Regions from separate parts of the Homo sapiens genome. Here regions 2, 3, 4, 5 and 6 are each linked to region 1. Evidence: chromatin contacts called from ENCODE Hi-C or POLR2A ChIA-PET data. All regions are on one chromosome and are shown on one strand. The core of a region is the stretch at or near the end of the contact, and the rest is flanking DNA. Distances in the headings are between cores, read along the strand shown.

Region 1 (2,921 bases), core at 112-2,611:
AACTGTGTAAGGTAGGAGAGAAGGCAAATCCAGTTACCCGTATCTCCTAGGCTTCCTATCAAAAATAAGGCGTGTTTCTAAACAGGCGCTTTTCATGAACCTGGCAGAAACTTTGCATGGCAGGTATACTGTTCTCCCTGTTTTACATACCAGGAAATTTGCCCACAGCCCACTCTTAAGTGCACCTTCCACTGCTCTATACTGCTTACATACTCATCTCCACCTGGACTAAGTCCTCTGCAAGGGCAGCTCCAAGTGTGGAGAAACCCGAAGTTTATTTAATTTTGAAGACCCTCTTAAAAAGAAAAATGAATCCAAAATATCTTACTTTTGCACATTTTATAAAAACATACAATCATGTGAATACAATGTTGGGGCCCTTCCCCGGGCCTTCAAAGGGGCCCTAATGGGCTTCATCAGCCTCTGCCCCTATTCATCTTTGTATGCCTAGAACAATGCATGGCACAGAGTAGGCAATCGGTAACTGTTGAAAAACTGATTTCCTCACCCTCACCTCAATTGTTCATCCCTTCTTCAACCCTAGGATTCCCTTCCCCCAAATCTGTTCCCTGGGGAAAGCTCCCGTTTCATGACACCTTCCCTCCCAATCAGTAACAAAGCCTAGAGATTCAAGAACACCGGCTCCGAAGTCAAAACTCTGAATACAGATCCGGTCTCTGCCGTTTATTAGCTATGTGACCTTGGCTGTGTGAGCTGACTTGAGTCTCAGTTTCTCCACCTGTAAAATGGGGATCCCAACCCCCTGCCCTGCAGGGTCGCTGTGATTAGCTCAGATGATGCAAGCGAAGCACTAAGCACTAGGCCCGGTACTTACCCACTCAATAAAGCTAGCTGTTGCTAACAACCCCCTCGGACTCCCGCACCCTTCCCTCGCAGCCGCTCCCGCGAGCATCACTCCAAAGGCAGCGCACCCTGCTCCCCACCGTCCCCGAACCTCACCGCGCACAGGTTCGGCCCCTCCCGGCCCCGCCGCCTTGGCGAGTGAAGCTCGGCCGCAGGAAGAAGAAAATAAGGCCCAGATGACCCGCCCCCCTCTCCCGAGGTCCATTGGCCTTGAAGATTGGAAAGGACCAATCTCAGAACCCATTCTGGAAGCTCCTTCTCCTATTGGCCGAGAAACATGCCGATCACTCACCGCTGGAAGACCCACCCCCACCGCCCCTCCCCCACCAAAACTCACGGTCACTGCTACAGCGGCAATGATCCTCGAGAATTCCAAAACCCTATAGTTCTCACCTACAGCCCAAAGCCCCGCCAGGGCTTAGGCTCAGCTCCTGCTGTCGCCACTGGCCGATCCTACTGCTTTTCCAGCAGGCGAAGGCCGAAACTCCGCCTCCTCTAAAGTCGGCATCTGCGCAGCCGTACAGAGTCAACCAATTCAAGGGTGGCTGCAAGCCATACACCAGCCAATGAGCACGCGCCGCAGCCACCTCCCAGTCCCGACCTCAGTGTGCTCAGCCTATGAGCGCCGGCTCGGGCTGTTGCCGGGAGGAAACGCTGTACCACTAGGGACCGCGGCCAGTGAGCCTCTAGCTGGATCGCGAAGCTGGCCAATCATAGGCGGGCTCCTGGTCACCCATAACTAATCAGGGTTGAAAGAAGCTAGTACCTGGAAGTGGGCCGGTCCGGTAGATGGGTAAGGGCGGTGAGGTTACTATAGGATGTCGCTAACGAAAGGATAGGCCAAAGTTTTCTTGGGATGAGTATCCTCTTTGCCTAACGTGGAAATGTGTCGGGGCCCTTAGGGGCAGCTTCCGAGCTCAGGGAGTGCTGAAAAGATGACCGTCTTGTCCCGGTTTGTCCTGGGTGTCTCGGTTTTCAAAACAAAATCCCGTGGCCTTGGAAACCCCTCATTCGCTGTCAAGCCTGAACAGGGAAGGGAAGCTGCCCTGAGGGTCATTAGGACAGACCATGAGGGAGGCTCTCCTTAGGGTCATTAAAAAGCAATTCCTGGCCGGGCGTGGTCCCTCACGCCTGTAATCCCAGCACTTTGGGAGGCCGAGGCGGGCGGGTCACCTGAAGTCGGCAGTTTGAGACCGCCTGACCAACATGGAGAAACCCCGTCTCTACTCAAAAAAAAAATACAAAATTAGCCGGGCGTGGTGTTGCATGCCTGTAGTCCCAGCTACTCCGGAGGTTGAGGCAGGAGAATCGCTTGAACCCGGGAGGCGGAGGTTGCGGTGGGCCGAGATCGCGCCATTGCACTCCAACCTGGGCAACAAGAGTGAAACTCCGTCTAAAAAAAAAAAAAAAAAAAAAAAAGCAGTTCCTCAGTGAGCGGGGATTTGGGGGATCATTAGGAGCAGCTCTTGGGGCGGAGAGGGGGGCATCCTGGGAATCAGAAGAGGCACTTCTGGAGGGCGAGGGGGCTTCCTAGAAGTCATTAGGAGCGGTTCCTGAGGGGTAGTGAGTCGCCTTAAGGAATTCCCAGATTGTCAAGGGTAGTGGGGAAGGTCAAGTAGGAAAGTAAAATACCCACAACCAGAGTCATAAAAAAATATACAGAATTACCATGGATGAATAATGGGGTAGTGCCCTGGAAAGAGCTATATGGAGTCAGGCCTGTGTTCAAAACTAGTAACTTCTCTGAGCCTGGGAGTTCACATCAATAAAATGGAAAAAATAATGCCTTGCAAATTTTGTAAAGATGAGAGTTAATGAATGTTGGCAAAAAGAACATATTTCATAGAATGCTATGGACCAATCATGATTTATGCCTCAGGCTGGGTACATGCCTACTGAAAAAAAAATCTTTAAAAAAAATAGTTTCAAAAACAGAAATGACTGTTTCAAAAAGAATGGCCGTTGGCTACGCAGCCACAAGTCTTTCACAATAGGGGTTTTTGCCCTTACCCAGTAAGGTAATCGACAGTATTAGATAATAGATTATACTGAGTGGC
Region 2 (2,989 bases), core at 314-2,813, 260 kb after region 1:
ACTCTAATACTTAATAGCTGTGTAACTTTGTTACTTTTTTTTTTTTTTGAGACGGAGTTTCACTCTTGTTGCCCAGGCTGAAGTGCAATGGCATGATCTCAGCTCATCGCAACCTCCACCTCCCGGGTTCAAGCGATTCTCCTGCCTCAGCCTCCCGAGTAGCTGAGATTACAGGCCTGCGCCACCATGCTTGGCTAATTTTGCATTTTCAGTACAGACAGGCTTTCTCCATGTTGGTCAGGCTGGTCTCGAACTCCTCACCTCAGGTGATCTGCCCACCTCGGCCTCCCAGTGTTGGGATTACAGGTGTAAGCCACTGCGCCCGGCTTACTTTGTTACTCTTAATATCTCTGTGCCTCAGTTCCTAAACTAAAAAAAGGAGATGATACAGTGTCCACTTCATAGGGCTGAGGATTAACTGATATTGGTAAAGAGCTTAGAATGGTACTGAGCATGCAGTATGTATGCAGTAATGAATACTATTTCTATCATTATACACATCTCTCACCCTTCCCACCTACTGATATGTTGGCACCTTTCCTGGTGGTGGTGTTTTATCCGAATCTGAGATTTTAAGCTCAGATCTTCTAACTCCAAACTGCTAGTTCCTGGATGAGTGGCATTTGAGTAAGGTACTAAATCTTTCTCATTTTTCAGTTTTCTCCTCTGTGAGAATGCCACCTTCCTTGCACAAGTCTGAATGACACAACATATATAAGGTTCCTTGCATGTTCCTTAGCATTTAACGAATATATCATATCACCTTTCTGGTTTATTACATGTGATTCTCACAACACACTATAAGACAGATATTTTATAAAGAAGGAAACAGGATCCGGGAAGACTCGCCTGAGGTTGCACAGATTAGCTACATGACAGCGCCAATATTGGAACGAGGTCTCAGTCCGACTCAAATGTTTTTTTCATGAAATTAAAGCTGCTTTTCTAAAAGCATGAGCCCTAGAACTAAATAAATTCATGCTGTTTATGGTATTCCAATGCCTAAAGAAATGCAAAAACCAGCAAAGTAAATCTACTGCCGTGTTGCCCATTGAAACTGCAACAGAAAGTCAAAATACAAGTTTTGTTAACACCGCTATAAGTCTTAGAGACGACGACGCGGGTGACATGTCAGTAAACAAAACAAAGCGAACAGTTACTCCTTTAGCTCCCCGAGGAAACTGCGGACCGCGTCCCATACACAGTCCGCAGGGGTACCATAGTCGGGCCTTCCGGGCTGGGCTGGTCCCTGCCGAGGCTACGCAGCCCGGCCACCCCCAGACCTAGAGGAGGCCAACGCCACGCCTGCCCGCCGGACCCTCCCCCTCGGATCTCGGGGCCCAGTGCTGCGCCCGCCCGCCCCTCACCTCCGGCTCCGGGCGCTCCGAGGCCATCACACAGCCCTCCCGCGCCGGCCCGGGCCAGTGAGGGTGTTCCACTCTTGACCCCTGACCTCGCTACCTCGGCACCCAGCAGGAACCGGAAGTTGGTGGGAGGGCCGAGTTCCAGTTTTCTGATTGGTGGACGAAGCCTTCTCGTAGGCGTTTGCTGACTGGAAAACCGGAAGTGAAATCGTGGCAGCCGCCTCGGCCGCCGCAATGCAGGTGAGAGTTGCGTTGGGCGTACTAGCGGCTGGCAAGCTTCGGGTACAGGGACCGAGAGTGGGCTGGCTAAGGAGAATGAAGAGTTGGGACTGAGAAGAGAGGGCAGAACCCACGGCTGATAAGGGAATGTGGGCTGGGGGGCGAGGCTAATTGGAGCGGGAGCGGCGGCGATTAGAGGTGGGGGTGGAGCTTGCCTGACAGGAGACAGTCGGGCTAAATCCGGAGGGAGGAGGCAGCACCTGTTTGCTTGGCGTGGGAAAGGATTAGGTTGTAATACGGGGAGGCTGAGATGCAGTCCAAGGAAGACGGCTCAAGAAGGTGGTGGGTTGGCTCAGGCCCTGTCCTAAGCTGCTGGATGGAGGCTGTTGGTTGCCGATATAGCAGGGGATCTAATTGGAAAGAAGCCCAAGCAGTGAGGGAATTGTGGGCCGCGATGGCTGAAAGCTAAGCAGCTTATAATCAGAGGCCATGGTGGAACCCGGGATCAAGTTTCTGTCAGGCAGGTTTGCAAGACAGTTTTGCATCCCTCTTCCCAGCCTGTGCCCTATAGTTGTTAAGGGTGAAGAAATGGAGTAAAACAGGAGACCACCGATGGGAAGGAAATGCTTTGCAGACCCCCAGCATTTTAATTTGTTTGTCCAGTGCTTAGAAGCATGTGTGGTTTTTGTTTTTCATTTGTCACTTAGTTTCTTGCAGCTGGTAGTCTCAATAAATGTTAATGGGTTGACTGAGCTTGTGAAAGAGGCACGGGAATATTGACACAGAGATAGATGATTGCATATTAATTCAGCAAGGAGAAGGTTGAAACAAAATGATGAGAGCAGATGGAAAGCTGGAGTCGTTGGTTGGGGGAGGGAAAGGGGAGAGCAGGACTGGTGTTCAGAGAAGTCTTCATGAGTAGGCAGATTTCCCAGAGACTGACAAGACAGCCAGGCTCACAGATGCTAGGATGGAGGAAGCTGGAGTGCATGTGCTACAGAGGTGCACATGAGAGAATGATCTCCTGGCATTAGGTCTGTCGAAAATGTCTCAGTGAGGGAGTGTAGGGTGTACCTAACACAGAGAAAAACCAGGCATAGATTAGGAGGTGATGGGGAAAAGGAATCAGTTGGTGGAAGGACTTGGGGTCAGGCAAACAGGTTGGAAGGTCTCAGGGTTGATGCTGTCTATAACCCAAATACCAAAGATAGAAAACAACCTGGCTATCCTATGCCAATGAGATCCTGTGTTACCTGACTGGTGTTGCACACCATCTCCTTGGCTTTCCAGCCCTCCTTTCTATGTGTCATACTCGTTTATCTGGGTGACCAACCTGTTCCTATTGGTGCAGAGAGAGGAGAAGCAGCTTGAGGCATCATTAGATGCACTGCTGAGTCAAGTGGCTG
Region 3 (3,002 bases), core at 155-2,654, 340 kb before region 1:
CCTCCCTAGCCCAGCCCTCACTCCTGTTCTCTAGGCCAGAGGAACAACCGCCTGCTGGACATGGCTTCCTTTCTTCCCTCTTCCTACAAAGCTCTTCTCTTTCATCTCCCTGAAAACTGCTCCTCATACTACAACACGCAGATCAAACCACTTTCTCCAGGAAGCTTTGCCTGTCCCCAGGCTAGGCAGGTGTTTCCTCTGGGTTTCAGTAGCCCTCATGGGCTGATAATCTCTATCACAAGTGGCGGTGGAAGTGCCCAGCCCGTGACTGGAATCTCCTGCATGGAGCCAGGTGCAACCCACCAGTGGGCTAGGGCCCTCTGCCAAGCAGGGACAGATCCCTCTCTCCTACCATCACCTTACCTGGGCCCACCACCTCTCATCTGGAATATCTCCTGTTCTGGCAAATCACACCTGGGCTCCTCCAAGGCAAAGTGCAGGACCCTGGGGCTATACTGGACCCAAGCTTGGGCCTGGTCCCTGCAGAAGGTGCACAGGAAGGAAGCTGAGAGGCTCCTTTCTGGAAACCACAGAAAAGGCAACCCTGGCTCCTTGTTAGGGGCAGCGCTAGCCCACCTGGTATCTAGGGAAAGGGCCCAGGCCTGAGGCTCCCACCTGCCCTCACAGATGGCTTTGTGGCGGAGACCCTGGAGCAACTGCCGGAGCTCCTGGCGCAAGAGGTCCTTTAGGAGAGGCGGTGGTGCCAGAAGAGAAGAGGGGTCAGAGATGGGGCGGGAGCTGGGGGCTTGAGAGGATCGAGCCTCTTGGAGCAGTGCCCGTAACATCGCCACCTGCAAGGAGAGCTGGGATACCTTGCGACTGGGGAGGGGAGTGTCCGGAATGGTGGGGGCTGGGGGAGTGAGGGAGAGGGCGGAGTCAAAGGGGAGACCAGGATAGGATCTCGGGAGTTACCCGGCAGGGCCAGGGACCCGCAGAGGTGGGAAATCACCCGAGTCGTGGGGCAGGCCAGGGGCGTGGCCCACCTTCCCTCTCCCCACCTCCGCCCGCAGCTCCAGGCTCAGGTCCACCGCCGCCTCCCCCAGAATCCTCTTCACTTCGCGTCGCTCCCGGAGCGGAACGTGCTCCTCCACCAGCTCCCACAGCGAGGGGGAGTGCCGGAGCATGACCCACCGACGCCGCCGTCCCCGGCTCGGACCTACGGGCCGCAGGTCAGAGTGCGGGAGGTACCGCGGGCCCGCCGGCAACGCTCACCAAACCCCGCCCCTCTATGGGCCCCGCCCTCTCCCAAGCCCCACCCGTGCTCTGCCGCTGGTCCCCTCGGCTGGGATTGCCCGTTCCGGAACTGCCAGTCCTTGGCGCTCTCTTCTGCCCGGCTTTTGGCCGACTCGGATGCCGGGGGCCCAGAAACCAGGCAGTGGGAACCAGGGCCCTAGCCCCACCTCTTCCGCGTGGCCATCACCCGGGAAACCACGCCGCGACTCTAGGGCCCCGCCCCCTCCCGTGTTTGGTCCGGCGGGCGGCGCGTGCCGGCTGGGAGTTCAGACTCACCTCGGCGCTCCACCGAGCCCTGACCCAAGCACTTTGGGCTCGGCCCTGGGCACCTTTAGGCCTCAGGGAACGTGTTAAGACCTGAGAAATCTGGGTCCACGGGTTTATTACTTCGTCGCCTCCACTGTCCCGGAAGCAGTGCAAGGACAAACTTCCCCTTAAGGCCAGTGAAAGCCTAGGGAGTGGCAGCGCTTGGAGAACCAGGATGGCCCGGGTCAGGTTTACTTGTTGGGCCAGGTTCCCCAAGTGCCCTTCCACCACAACACACTCAGGGTAACCACGTTCAGGGACCCGACCCCCACCCCCAAACAGACAAGGGAGCTGCTCCATTCACGTTTTTTACTAAAGCACCCACACAAGTTTCTGTGCAATGTACAAACACAAGCCGGCCCTGGGGCTCCTGCCTCCTCTCTCAGACAGGGAGGCGGGAACCAGACTTACTGATCCAAGCCCCACCTGCCTCCCATGCAAAGGCCAACCCCAAGATCCCAGGCAGCGACACAGCATCCCCTCTGGTCCCCTCCTGGGGCTGCTCCTCAGCAGGGGGCGCACCAAAGCTTGCCCCCTACAATGTTGAATGAAAAAGGTTTCCCCTCCCCTGGGAGCAAGGGGGTTCCCAAGAGCTGAGAATTCCCCCTGGAAGAGACACTGCCCCCTAGACATACCTCCCACCCTTCCAGGCCCTAGGGGACTCAAGGGGGGGAAACTGAGGCACAGAGAGGTGGAGTGACCTAGCCCAGGCCACTCTGCGAGGCAGTGCAGGGGCTGGCCCGACCCTGACAGTGACTGGGGCTGGGCTAGGGGGAGGGGGTCGGGAAGGAGGGTTGACTCCAAAGAGGGCCACACTTGAAGAGCCTGCCCAGGCAGGAGGCCCCCCAAAGTGGGTTCTGAAACTTCCAGGTGTAGCTAGGGGGCCTAGTGAAGACCCTTGGAAAACAGAGCCCAGTCTCAGTCCTGGAGGTCCTCCACAGAGCAGCTGCCAGCCAGGCTGTGGTCAGTCCTCTGGCAGGCAATCTTCGGCACCGAGAGCCTCTGTCCATTAGTGTCAGCCCCGAGGGGGCCACGACGGAGGCCGCCCAATGTCCACTGTGATATTGGTGAAGAGTGGTTGCCGAGACACCTCCAAGACCTGGTACCGCACTGACCCAATGCCGTCCCGCTTCATGGTCAGCTTCGTGTTTTGAATCTTGGTAAACCTAGATAGGATGGAAATGGTCCACATCAGGGCTAACAACTGTAAACTAAAAATAAAATCCTACACCCCCCAACCAACTAAATGGACCCCCTTTTGGCCAAGGGGACCCCAGGGAACCTTAAAAACAGGGTTTCCAGCTATGATGGGAAGGGACGTCAAACATGCCATGTTATGCCCACGCCCTTTTGCAGCTTAGACACAACAAATGACCAGCATTAACGTCAAAGCAGAGATCACAAGACTGACAGAATGCATTGTTTGTGTCAATAAGATACCTAATTATAAATAGGATCTAAGG
Region 4 (2,892 bases), core at 261-2,760, 290 kb after region 1:
TGGAGAGAAGAGCATGAGCTTCCTTGTTTGTGTGGTCCCAGGCCCTCTTTCTCCATGCATGAGGCGAGGATAAGGATGCACTTACAATAGTCATTTCGGATTTCAGGCGCATCCAGGATACGGTCTGGCAGGGAAGGAATGTAACGGCAGGTCTTCCGGCTGGAGCCAGGAGTGGCCTTTTGGCTGTAGAGTACTTTCAGTCTGTTCTGATAACCTGTGGCAACGGAGTGAGTCTAGACGCTGGGAAAATCAACACCTCCCTTGCCCTCAATCTTAGATAGGAAGAGGAGACAGATATCTGTGCTCAGCCCTGGAGATGAACTGACACCTCCCTCCAGGAACCAGGAACTTCGGGTCTTACCCTCTGGCGCATTTTGTGGTTTTCCACTGAGCCGAAGGATCTTGGCTTCCTCTACATCAAAACCGTTCAGGTTCAAAGCCCAGGCTTTCTGATGTTCCTGGCATAAAGGGTAGTGAAGGAGCAAGATGGTATTATCCAAAGAACAGTCAGGTCCCGTGCCTTAAGCCCCTCTGGGACACATACCTTCTTGGTGGGCGTCTGGCTGTTTTCAGGCTGGTTCTCCTTGCTCAGGAGGAAGCTGGCCACCTCCATCTGGGCAGCACTGCGATGGGGGATATAGCGGTCACCGCCAGGTTTGCTAGGAGTGGTCTGAACCTTGGAACTGGATTTGCCTGGGGCGGAGAAAGAGAAGACAGTCTGACCAGGCTCCCCAGGGAGAAAGTATGAAGGCTGCTCTCACTCAGTTCCTTTGGCACCTCACTGACCAGGAGTTCGGCCCGGAGTCCTGCCGGCGCTGTGGGATCGGTTGGCGGCCCGCATGGGTGAGGGGGCCGGGCCTGCGGCTTCCTTGGCTTTGCGCTGCCAGCGCGCAGGGGGTGCATTGGGGATGGGTGCATCCAGCTGAAGCAGCGAGTGCAGGTCACTCTCGAACGCGAACTGTGCCATGGGAGCGCCCGCAGGGGGAGGGGTCCTTGCAGTTGGTGCCTACGGAGCCCTGGAGGAAAGGAGGCGACGGTGCTCAGGGGACAGAAAGGGACCCCTTCGCTCCTGGCCGGCCACAAAATCAGGGCCACCCTCGGCTGCAGCCCCTTCCGGCCTAGCACCCCCTCCCCCTGGCCACGGCCCCACCTCGGCTCAGCCCCACCACCTCTCACCGTGCCCTCCGGAGCAGTTCCGACCGGCTTTAACACGCCTGGCTTACGCCTCTTAAACTCTCCGCTCCGAGCGCCTATTGGCTCCTTCAAAATCCAACCGTCGCAACCGTTGCCCTAGCCCATTGGCCTCTCCGGCGAAGGGGGCGGGCCTTCCGGGGAAAGTCTCAGCTATCACGAGAGTCTAGCGGCGGAGCGCGATTTGAAGGGTACGAGAGGGGCTGGGAGCCGGCGCCAGAGGACTAGTACTGGAAAGCCGGCCGGGACAGGGCGGGGCAGGGCGGGGCCGGGTGGGGCCTGCGCTGCCTCAGCGTCCTGGAGTCGTCTCGGTTCGCCCTTTTGCGTGCCTTCCACCGCCGCGAGCTCGGAATGTCTGGCCCCGGGTGCTTCAGGGTCCGAGAACCTGCAGAAGTTCACACTTAAATCCTACACGAGAGTCGTATTTATGATGCAGAACTCGGTGCAGAACCCGATGGAGTGCCCAAGGCGCTTGAGCCGTTCCTAGAAGGGGAAGGAGAGCCGCGGGCGGCAGCGGGGCAGGGGACGGAATTGGGAAGCTTGGGAGCAGGAAGAAGGCCAGAGCTACTTAGGGTACATTCCACTTTTGCTTGGCGCCGGGTAGGAACCCTGCTAGAAAGGAAGTAACGTGTGTTTGTCTCGTTTGCTGTTGTTTTACAAACAGGGAAAATGAGGTTGAAAAGGGTGAATGAATTCCTTAAGGTCAAGAAAAAGGATCGGTATTCAAACCTGCCTATCTGGAAGATAAGCTTAGACTGCCCTACAGGAGGCACTGTGGCTTATCCCCTTGGGGCTTTAAAGATGTGAGGACCTTAGAGATCCATTAGTCTAACCTGTGCGTGGTGCAGCCTCCCCACCCCGACAACAAATCCATATTTTACAGATGGAGAAACGGAGGCCCAGGGAAGGGATGTGCCCGAGGTCATACAAAGAAGTTTGTGGGAATCCAGGTCTGACTCGCACTCAATCTAGTGCTCTAATAATGACTTGAGTGAATTGTATGAATGTGCTCAGAGGTGGAGCAGCAATCATAAAAGTAATAATGGTACCATTTATGGACCATCTAACTACTGTGTTAAAACAATTTACAGGCCATGCGCGGTGGCTCACGCTTGTAATCCCAGCACTTTGGGAGGCCGAGGCGGGCAGATCACGAAGTCAGAAGATCGAGACCATCCTGGCTAACACGGTGAAACCCCGTCTTTACTAAAAATACAAAAAATTAGCCGGGCTTGGTGGCGGGCGCCTGTAGTTCCAGCTACTCGAGAGGCTGAGGCAGGAGAATGGCGTGAACCCGGGAGGCGGAGCTTGCAGTGAGCCGAGATCGAGCCACTGCACTCCAGCCTGGGCAACAGAGCGATACTCTGTCTGAAAAAAAAAAAAAAAGTTTACATACATTATCGAGTTCAATCCTTAATCCCATAAGGCAGATAGATACCCCATCTTCCCTTTACAGAAAAAAGAAACTGGGTCAGAAAGATTAGAAACTTGCCCAAAGGCATGCAGCCAATAATAAGTAGGGGAGCCCAGGATTCAAACTATCTGACTAATCCCTGCAATCTAAACAATACGCTATACTGTCCCAGAAAGAGGCTGGAAAAATCATTTTCAGTCATTAGCTTAAAGTCCACTCCGATGCTTACAGATAATGTTATTATCTTTGACTTGAAGCCTTTGCATTCTCTATTTCCAATTACCTTG
Region 5 (2,897 bases), core at 1-2,500, 380 kb after region 1:
TCCAGTGGGGCCTAGAGCCTGCATAGATGCTCAAAGCGTGCTTTTTGAATACATGAAAACGATGTTACCCCTCCAAGGCAGGACAGGGCAGAAGACGTAGGTCCTGGGTCATTCTGGGAATATTACTATGTGGCCGTGCACAGGTTACATCCTGACGAGGTATCTGTCCTCCCGGAGACTCCTCTGCAGAGGCTGACCCCTACCCCCGAGGTGGGCGGGGGCTGGTGCCGATGCTCTCAAGGAAGTGGGGGAGGTGGGCGTGGCCGTGGAGTCAGTCCCAGCATTCCCCTGGGCTGTGACTTCGTTGGTCTGAAAATGCTTGCACAGGTGTGCTGAGACAACGGGTGTCAGGCTGGGGGCGGGGTGGAGGTTCTCAGGGGAGAAGCGAGTGGGAGAACATGGGGGCGGTGGGGCGTTGGGGGACAATGGGGGAACTCACGAGAAGCCTGGATGTGCTGGATCCGATCCGAGAAGGCAGGGCCGAGCAGGTGGGGCACTCTAGCTTGGTTTCCGGGGAGACACTTCACCTGCCTAACCTGCACTCAGGTGAGCCTGCCGGGAGGAGGATGAACAGGTGTCGTTTCCAGGGCAGGGCCTGAGCCGATTGGCTGACGTGGCACTGCTCCTTCTGCTGGGCTGAGGCATTCCTGTGAAGGGAGGGGCTTCTGTCCGCTGCAGTTAGGGCTCGGAACACAATTCGCAGACCTGGGCAGCAGGAGGAATGTCGTCTATCTGCCCCAGAGCCTGGGCGCCAACCCATTCCACAGCTCCGACCCCGATTTAGCTTTAGCTCCAGCTTCAAAACCAACCCCTAACTCTAGCTGCAGCTGCAAACCCTAGCTAGAACTCCCAGCTTCCACCCCTGCCCCAGCTCCTGCGTCACATCTCAGCCCCAACCCCCAGCCCCATTTCCAAATTCAATTCCAGTCCCAACTCCAAATCCAACCCCTAATCTGGCTAGAAACCTCAGCCCCCAACTCCTAACTCCAACTCAAATTCTGGACTAAGGTCCTAGATCCCAACCTCACGCTCAGCCCGAACCTCGACTCCTGTTCCTGAATCCAGCCCCCAAACCCAACGCCAACCTCAAACCCAGCTTTAGCCCCAAATTCCAACATCAGCGGACCCCCAAACACAGCCCCAGTACCTCCATCCCTTGGCCCTAGGCTGCAGCCTCCAAAAGCCCCGTGCTCATTCTCCCTCAAATGAGCCCCACAGACTGGATCCTACTGGGGAAGCAGGATTTGAGTGAACAGGGAGGAGGGGTGAAGGCCTTTCAGGCAGGAGACAGGAACTCCCAGAATAAACACTTCAGAAGAAATGCCACACTCCTTCACAAGGCTCATAAAGCCCCTGCCATATACACCAGGCCAGTCATTTGCCACTGGCACCCTGCCCTCCTCTCTGCCCTTCCAGTTTTTGAACTCAAGAGTTCTCCCTTGCCTGGGATATTTGCCACTCCCCAGCCTCAGTCTGGGCAACTTGCATTCTTCAACTGAGATGCCACCTCCTCCAGGAAGCCTTCCCTGACTTGCAGGCTGGTTTAGAGGTGCCTCTTTGGTGCACCCATGGCCCCTGTGCTTCCCCAACAACTACTCTTACTGCAATATGCTTAATTGCCTATTATGTATTTACCTGTCATTCCCTGCTAGATGTGTGGTCCCCAGCAAGCAGACGGACAGTGCCTCTTTTGCTAATCATCATGACCTCAGTAGCTAGTATGTAGGACGTAATCAATACATATTTGTTGAATGATTGATTAGCAGACTAAATGATAGCATGAACTGACAGCTGTGGGGGTTTTGAGCAGGAAGCATGTGAGAGGAAGCTGGAAAGACAAGTTTGGCTCAGGCTGTTCAGGGTCTTGAAGGCCCATAGTGAGGCACTTGGGCTGTGTAAGGGGCCCATGGAGGGTTCTAAAGTTTAATAGGGACATGGTGGGAGCTTCTAATAGGCAAATCTGGCACCACACACACACCACCCTCCGGACTGGTGAAGGGCAGGCTGGCTGGAGCTGTTGTAGGCTGTCCCTCATCTCCTGGATCAGCCCCTGTGATGTCTCTTGCTTTCTCCTCCTGATGTGTATGAACTAGAAAAGAAAAACAAGATCACCCTTATCTTGTTATTATCAGTTCACAAAATAATGGTGCTCGACCTGCTTTCGCATCTCTTTGCTTTGTTCTGCGGAGATGACTGGAGGCCAGTCATAATTCTAGAACAGCCCTGTCCGCTAGAAATATAGCCTGAGCCGCCGGGCATGGTGCCTCACGCCTGTAATCCCAGCACTTTGGGAGGCTGAGGTGGGCGGATCACGAGGTCAGGAGTTCAAGAGCAGCCTGGCCAACGTGGTGAAACCTCGTCTCTACTAAAAATACAAAAATTAGCCAGGCATGGTGGCAGGCCCCTGTAATCCCAGCTACTCAGGAGGCTGAGGCAGGAAAATTGCTTGAACTTGGGAGGCAGAGGTTCAGTGAGGCGAGATTGTGCCATCGCACTCCAACCTGGGTGACAGAGCAAGGCTCCGTCTGCGGGCGGGGGCTGGGGCACGGGGAAGAAAAAAGAAATATAGCGTGAGCTACATATATAAACTTTTCTAATAGCTGCATTCAAAAATGAAAAAGAAACCCATGAGATTAATACATTTAAATTAATACATTTTAATTCCAAAACACATTTTTATATATGTTATTGATGAGCTATTTTACAGTTTTATTTTGTACAGGGTATTTTATTTTTATTTTTAAAAATAGAGATGGGGGTCTCGCTATGTTGTCCAGGCTGTTCTCAAACTCCTGGGTTCAAGCGATCCTCCTGCCTTGGCTTCCCAAAGTGCTGAGATTACAGGCGTGAACCAAAAGTCTTGAAAATTTGGTAGGTATTATTTTATACTTACAGAG
Region 6 (2,964 bases), core at 52-2,551, 350 kb after region 1:
ATTGTTATGCAAATTATGCATAAAAAAGCTGGTGAAATTCGGGACTGGATCAACAGAGGATGAGTCAGGGGGGAAAGAATGAACCTCTCTAAGTTGCTCCCCAAAAATGAAGTCAGGGCTATCTGAATTAAAGTGTCAAATTGGTACTCTTCTAAGTAACGGAGACCTCTCCCAATTAAACTTGCCAGACTGGGGTGGGTTACATGGGTGACCATGCAATTATTTTTCAAAATAGTGAGAGGCCCGGCACAGTGGCTCATGCCTGTAATCCCAGCACTTTGGGAGGTCGAGGCAGGCAGATCGCCTGAGGCCAGGAGTTCAAGACCACCCTGGCCAACATAGTGAAACCCCATGTCTACTAAAAATACAAAAAGATTAACCAGATGTGGTAGCACGCGCCTGTAGTCCCAGCTACTTGGGAGGCTGAGGCACAAGAATTGCTTGAACCCAGGAGGCAGAGGTTGCAGTGAGCTGAGATCATGCCATTGCACTCCAGCCTGGGTGACAGAGTGAGACTTTGTCTCAAAAAATAAAAAAGAATAAATAAAAGATAAACAGTGAGAGTCCCATCTTTGCTTCTTAAAGTCAAACTATTATATATAAACTATGTAAAGTCAGTATGTGAAGTAGAATGCTGCTTTGTTTTGCTCAGTGATTTTAAAGGGAAGGGGTAGTTGCAATTTTCCTCCCAAATTACATTCCTGTGTTCTCCTGAAGCATGCCCTTGTGTCTTGGCTCCTAGAATATTTTGAAAAGTATTTAAGATATTTCTTTGTTATGTGCAACTCCAAATGCTGGCATCTTTTTATATGCCAATAAGTGCCTTAACTCTCTGTACTGTTTGTCACAATTGCTTTTCGAAGAACCAAGTAAATGCTGCCCAAACAAATTAGAAAGTTTTCTTTTGGTTGAAATAAGCAACACTTTAACCCAATTCCTAAGTTCTGCCTTTGCCTGAAATTGACTTTACTGATAAATCATTCTTCATACTGATCAGCAAAGAAAGGAAAAATATCTTGTTCTTGTTGTTGTCCAAAAAAAAGAAAAGAAAAAGAAAGTAATTCTTTTAAGATTTTGTTTAGGTTAATAGTAACAATGGTTGGTACTTTCACTTAACTTCAGCAGCAACTAAAGCCACATTGTCAATTCAAAAACAGTTTTTGTTGTTCTTCCAGGAAATAACTCTGTAGTGAGAGGAAGTTTGCAGTAAATGCTTTTGGAGCATCAGGCTGAGGCTGTGTCCCTGAAGCTAGTGTGTGTGTGTGTGTGTGTGTGTGTGTGTGTGTGTGTGTGTGTGTGTGTTTTCACTCTAGTCAGAAAAGACGTGCCAGGTGTTTGTGACAAGCTGTGATGAGGACTGGAGATTACTTGGAATCCATTGTGTTCTTTTCCTTGTTGGAAAAAGAAAGCTTCTAAAAACAAGCCCTTATTTAAAGGAAGCCCCAGTTAATTCAACAAGGCTCTGAAAGAAGTCCCTTTTATAGAAACTGCTTGACAAAGGCCATTTGGCCCAGAGGAGTCCTGTGAGGTCAGAAACTGAAATCAACACCCACATAGGGTTCAGGCAGTTAGAAGCTCAGAGTGTACTTAGTAAAGCATAACAAACTTTTACCCACTTTGGTCAGAATGGAATTTACCCAGCAATGCAGAGTCTTATGCTAGAACACCAACAAACCTCAATTATAATGGCTAACAGTTGCTACGGGTTTACAGGTGCCGGGAAAAGGTGATGCCTACACCTCATGGACTCTCAGCCTTTTGAGATGGGTGTCACTATTATTATTATTATTATTATTGTTATTTTGAGATGGAGTCTCGCTCTGTCACCCAGGCTGGAGTGCAATGGCACAATCTCGGCTCACTGCAACCACCACCTCCTGGGTCCAAGCCATTCTCCTGCGTCAGCCTCCTGAGTAGCTGGGATTACAGGCTAATTTTGTATTTTTTTTTAGTAGATATGGGGTTTCTCCATGTTGGTCGGGCTCAGGCTCGTCTCGAACTCCCGACTTCAGGTGATCCGCCCTCCTTGGCCTCCCAAAGTGCTGGGATGACAGGCGTGAGCCACCGCACCCAGCCGGGTGTCATTATTATGATCCCCATTTTGCAGATGAGGAAACAGATGCATCCTCAGGTTAGTTAAGTGATGGTGTTCAGCTTTGACCCCAGACAGTTTGATCCACAGCCAGAGAGCTTAACTATGCCCAAGGCCTGTTAGACTATACTACCTAGACAGGAAGAAGGCCAGCACACCCAGGGAGGCTGCTTTCATCTGCATGTCATCCTTCAAACTCTTAAAAATGATTGAAGAAAAACAATCCTTTTGTATCCAGCATGCATCTGAAATTTTATTCTGGAAAACAATGAGCTCAACTCTGTGCTGTGTGATGATGGAGTGGTGCCCTTTAAAAGGCAAGGGCTGACCAGGAGAGATGGGCAGGCATGAATTTTAAGGATGTCTTGCCTTTAAGTTCCATCAGGTCCTTGCTTTAGCTCAGGTCACTCTGAAATCCTAGAAGAATAGCACACCCAATAGCACATGACACAAGTGACTCATTGTTCTTCTGCCTCAAACAACAGCAGCCTACTTAGCATACAAAACACATTTTATGAGACAAAGCTGGCTCGGGCCACAGCCACGCATTCTTTGCAGGAGCCACACATGGGGGCTGCTTTCTGGTTGTTCAATCTTACTTTGTTTATTTATTATTATTATTATTATTACTATTACTTTAGAGACAGAGTCTCGCTCTATTACCCAGGCTGGAGTGCAGTGGCGCAATCATAGCTCACTGCAGCCTCGAACTCCTGGGCTCAAGCAATGCTCCCACCTCAGCTTCCTGAGTAGCTGGGACTATAGGTGTGTGCTACCACCCCTGGCTTCAATCTTACTTTGAGGATAAGAGGTAGTGACAACACAAGTCCATTAGTGCTCATGATGCATGATTTATTTCGTGGTGACACAGG

What was found. A loop is a pair of places that touch in the nucleus more often than their neighbours do. ChIA-PET counts read pairs that join two places held with the same protein, here RNA polymerase II (POLR2A). Pooled maps may share reads with other maps.
Region 2: a loop to region 1 is called in a map of CD14-positive monocyte, with 4 times the contacts of the local background. The contact joins the promoter of MED8 here to the promoter of KDM4A in region 1. A Hi-C loop is called at or near these places in 4 of 168 maps with a recorded cell type or tissue (CD14-positive monocyte, chondrocyte and naive thymus-derived CD4-positive, alpha-beta T cell), 5 of 37 single-sample maps with no recorded cell type and 14 of 50 pooled maps. POLR2A ChIA-PET finds 5 or more read pairs at or near these places in 12 of 52 experiments (A673, Caco-2, GM12878 and 8 more).
Region 3: a loop to region 1 is called in a map with no recorded cell type, with 9 times the contacts of the local background. The contact joins the promoter of CCDC24 here to the promoter of KDM4A in region 1. A Hi-C loop is called at or near these places in 1 of 37 single-sample maps with no recorded cell type and 11 of 50 pooled maps. POLR2A ChIA-PET finds 5 or more read pairs at or near these places in 6 of 52 experiments (B cell, GM12878, HEK293T and 3 more).
Region 4: a map of CD8-positive, alpha-beta T cell shows a loop between it and region 1 (6-fold over the local background). The contact joins the promoter of CDC20-DT here to the promoter of KDM4A in region 1. A Hi-C loop is called at or near these places in 5 of 168 maps with a recorded cell type or tissue (B cell, CD8-positive, alpha-beta T cell, chondrocyte and 1 more), 20 of 37 single-sample maps with no recorded cell type and 16 of 50 pooled maps. POLR2A ChIA-PET finds 5 or more read pairs at or near these places in 19 of 52 experiments (A549, B cell, BJ and 13 more).
Region 5: a loop to region 1 is called in a pooled map, with 4 times the contacts of the local background. The contact joins the promoter of TMEM125 here to the promoter of KDM4A in region 1. A Hi-C loop is called at or near these places in 4 of 50 pooled maps. POLR2A ChIA-PET finds 5 or more read pairs at or near these places in 3 of 52 experiments (WTC11 and activated CD4-positive, alpha-beta T cell).
Region 6: a loop to region 1 is called in a pooled map, with 5 times the contacts of the local background. The contact joins the enhancer-like site here to the promoter of KDM4A in region 1. A Hi-C loop is called at or near these places in 2 of 50 pooled maps. POLR2A ChIA-PET finds 5 or more read pairs at or near these places in 4 of 52 experiments (MCF 10A, WTC11 and endothelial cell of umbilical vein).

Annotation. Positions count from the first base shown.
Region 1 is chr1:43,648,589-43,651,509 of GRCh38, reverse strand. KDM4A (lysine demethylase 4A) reads right to left here and starts at 1,361. Exons shown (of 22, transcript NM_014663.3): 1 at 1,258-1,361. RefSeq lists a silencer at 1,475-1,594.
Region 2 is chr1:43,388,374-43,391,362 of GRCh38, reverse strand. MED8 (mediator complex subunit 8) reads left to right here and starts at 1,563. Exons shown (of 7, transcript NM_201542.5): 1 at 1,563-1,604; 2 at 2,935-2,989. The coding sequence starts at 1,599. SZT2 (SZT2 subunit of KICSTOR complex) reads right to left here and starts at 1,464. Exons shown (of 72, transcript NM_001365999.1): 1 at 1,368-1,464. The coding sequence starts at 1,394. RefSeq lists a silencer at 1,144-1,473 and an enhancer at 2,914-2,989.
Region 3 is chr1:43,990,001-43,993,002 of GRCh38, reverse strand. It overlaps CCDC24 (coiled-coil domain containing 24), which reads right to left and starts at 1,404. Exons shown (of 9, transcript NM_152499.4): 1 at 1,257-1,404; 2 at 999-1,156; 3 at 616-791; 4 at 364-480. The coding sequence starts at 1,124. It overlaps B4GALT2 (beta-1,4-galactosyltransferase 2), which reads right to left. Exons shown (of 7, transcript NM_003780.5): 7 at 1,835-2,705. The coding sequence ends at 2,555. RefSeq lists silencers at 951-1,000, 1,141-1,250.
Region 4 is chr1:43,357,291-43,360,182 of GRCh38, reverse strand. CDC20-DT (CDC20 divergent transcript) reads left to right here and starts at 1,510. Exons shown (of 4, transcript NR_183650.1): 1 at 1,510-1,633; 2 at 2,075-2,141; 3 at 2,283-2,380. It overlaps CDC20 (cell division cycle 20), which reads right to left and starts at 1,202. Exons shown (of 11, transcript NM_001255.3): 1 at 1,177-1,202; 2 at 787-1,016; 3 at 545-693; 4 at 362-458; 5 at 86-214. The coding sequence starts at 967. RefSeq lists silencers at 1,014-1,163, 1,354-1,463 and enhancers at 906-1,414, 1,754-1,813, 1,925-2,433.
Region 5 is chr1:43,268,336-43,271,232 of GRCh38, reverse strand. TMEM125 (transmembrane protein 125) reads right to left here and starts at 1,250. Exons shown (of 4, transcript NM_144626.3): 1 at 1,148-1,250; 2 at 440-552. RefSeq lists an enhancer at 1,116-1,619.
Region 6 is chr1:43,294,173-43,297,136 of GRCh38, reverse strand. No RefSeq gene overlaps it. Among named protein-coding and RNA genes, the nearest start is that of TIE1, 5.3 kb to the left of the region's middle. Within about 2 kb of position 1,301, at least 12 of the 41 ENCODE cell types and tissues checked have a DNase peak (open chromatin) inside an H3K27ac peak, as active enhancers do; they include endothelial cell of umbilical vein, where a contact is called at or near this core.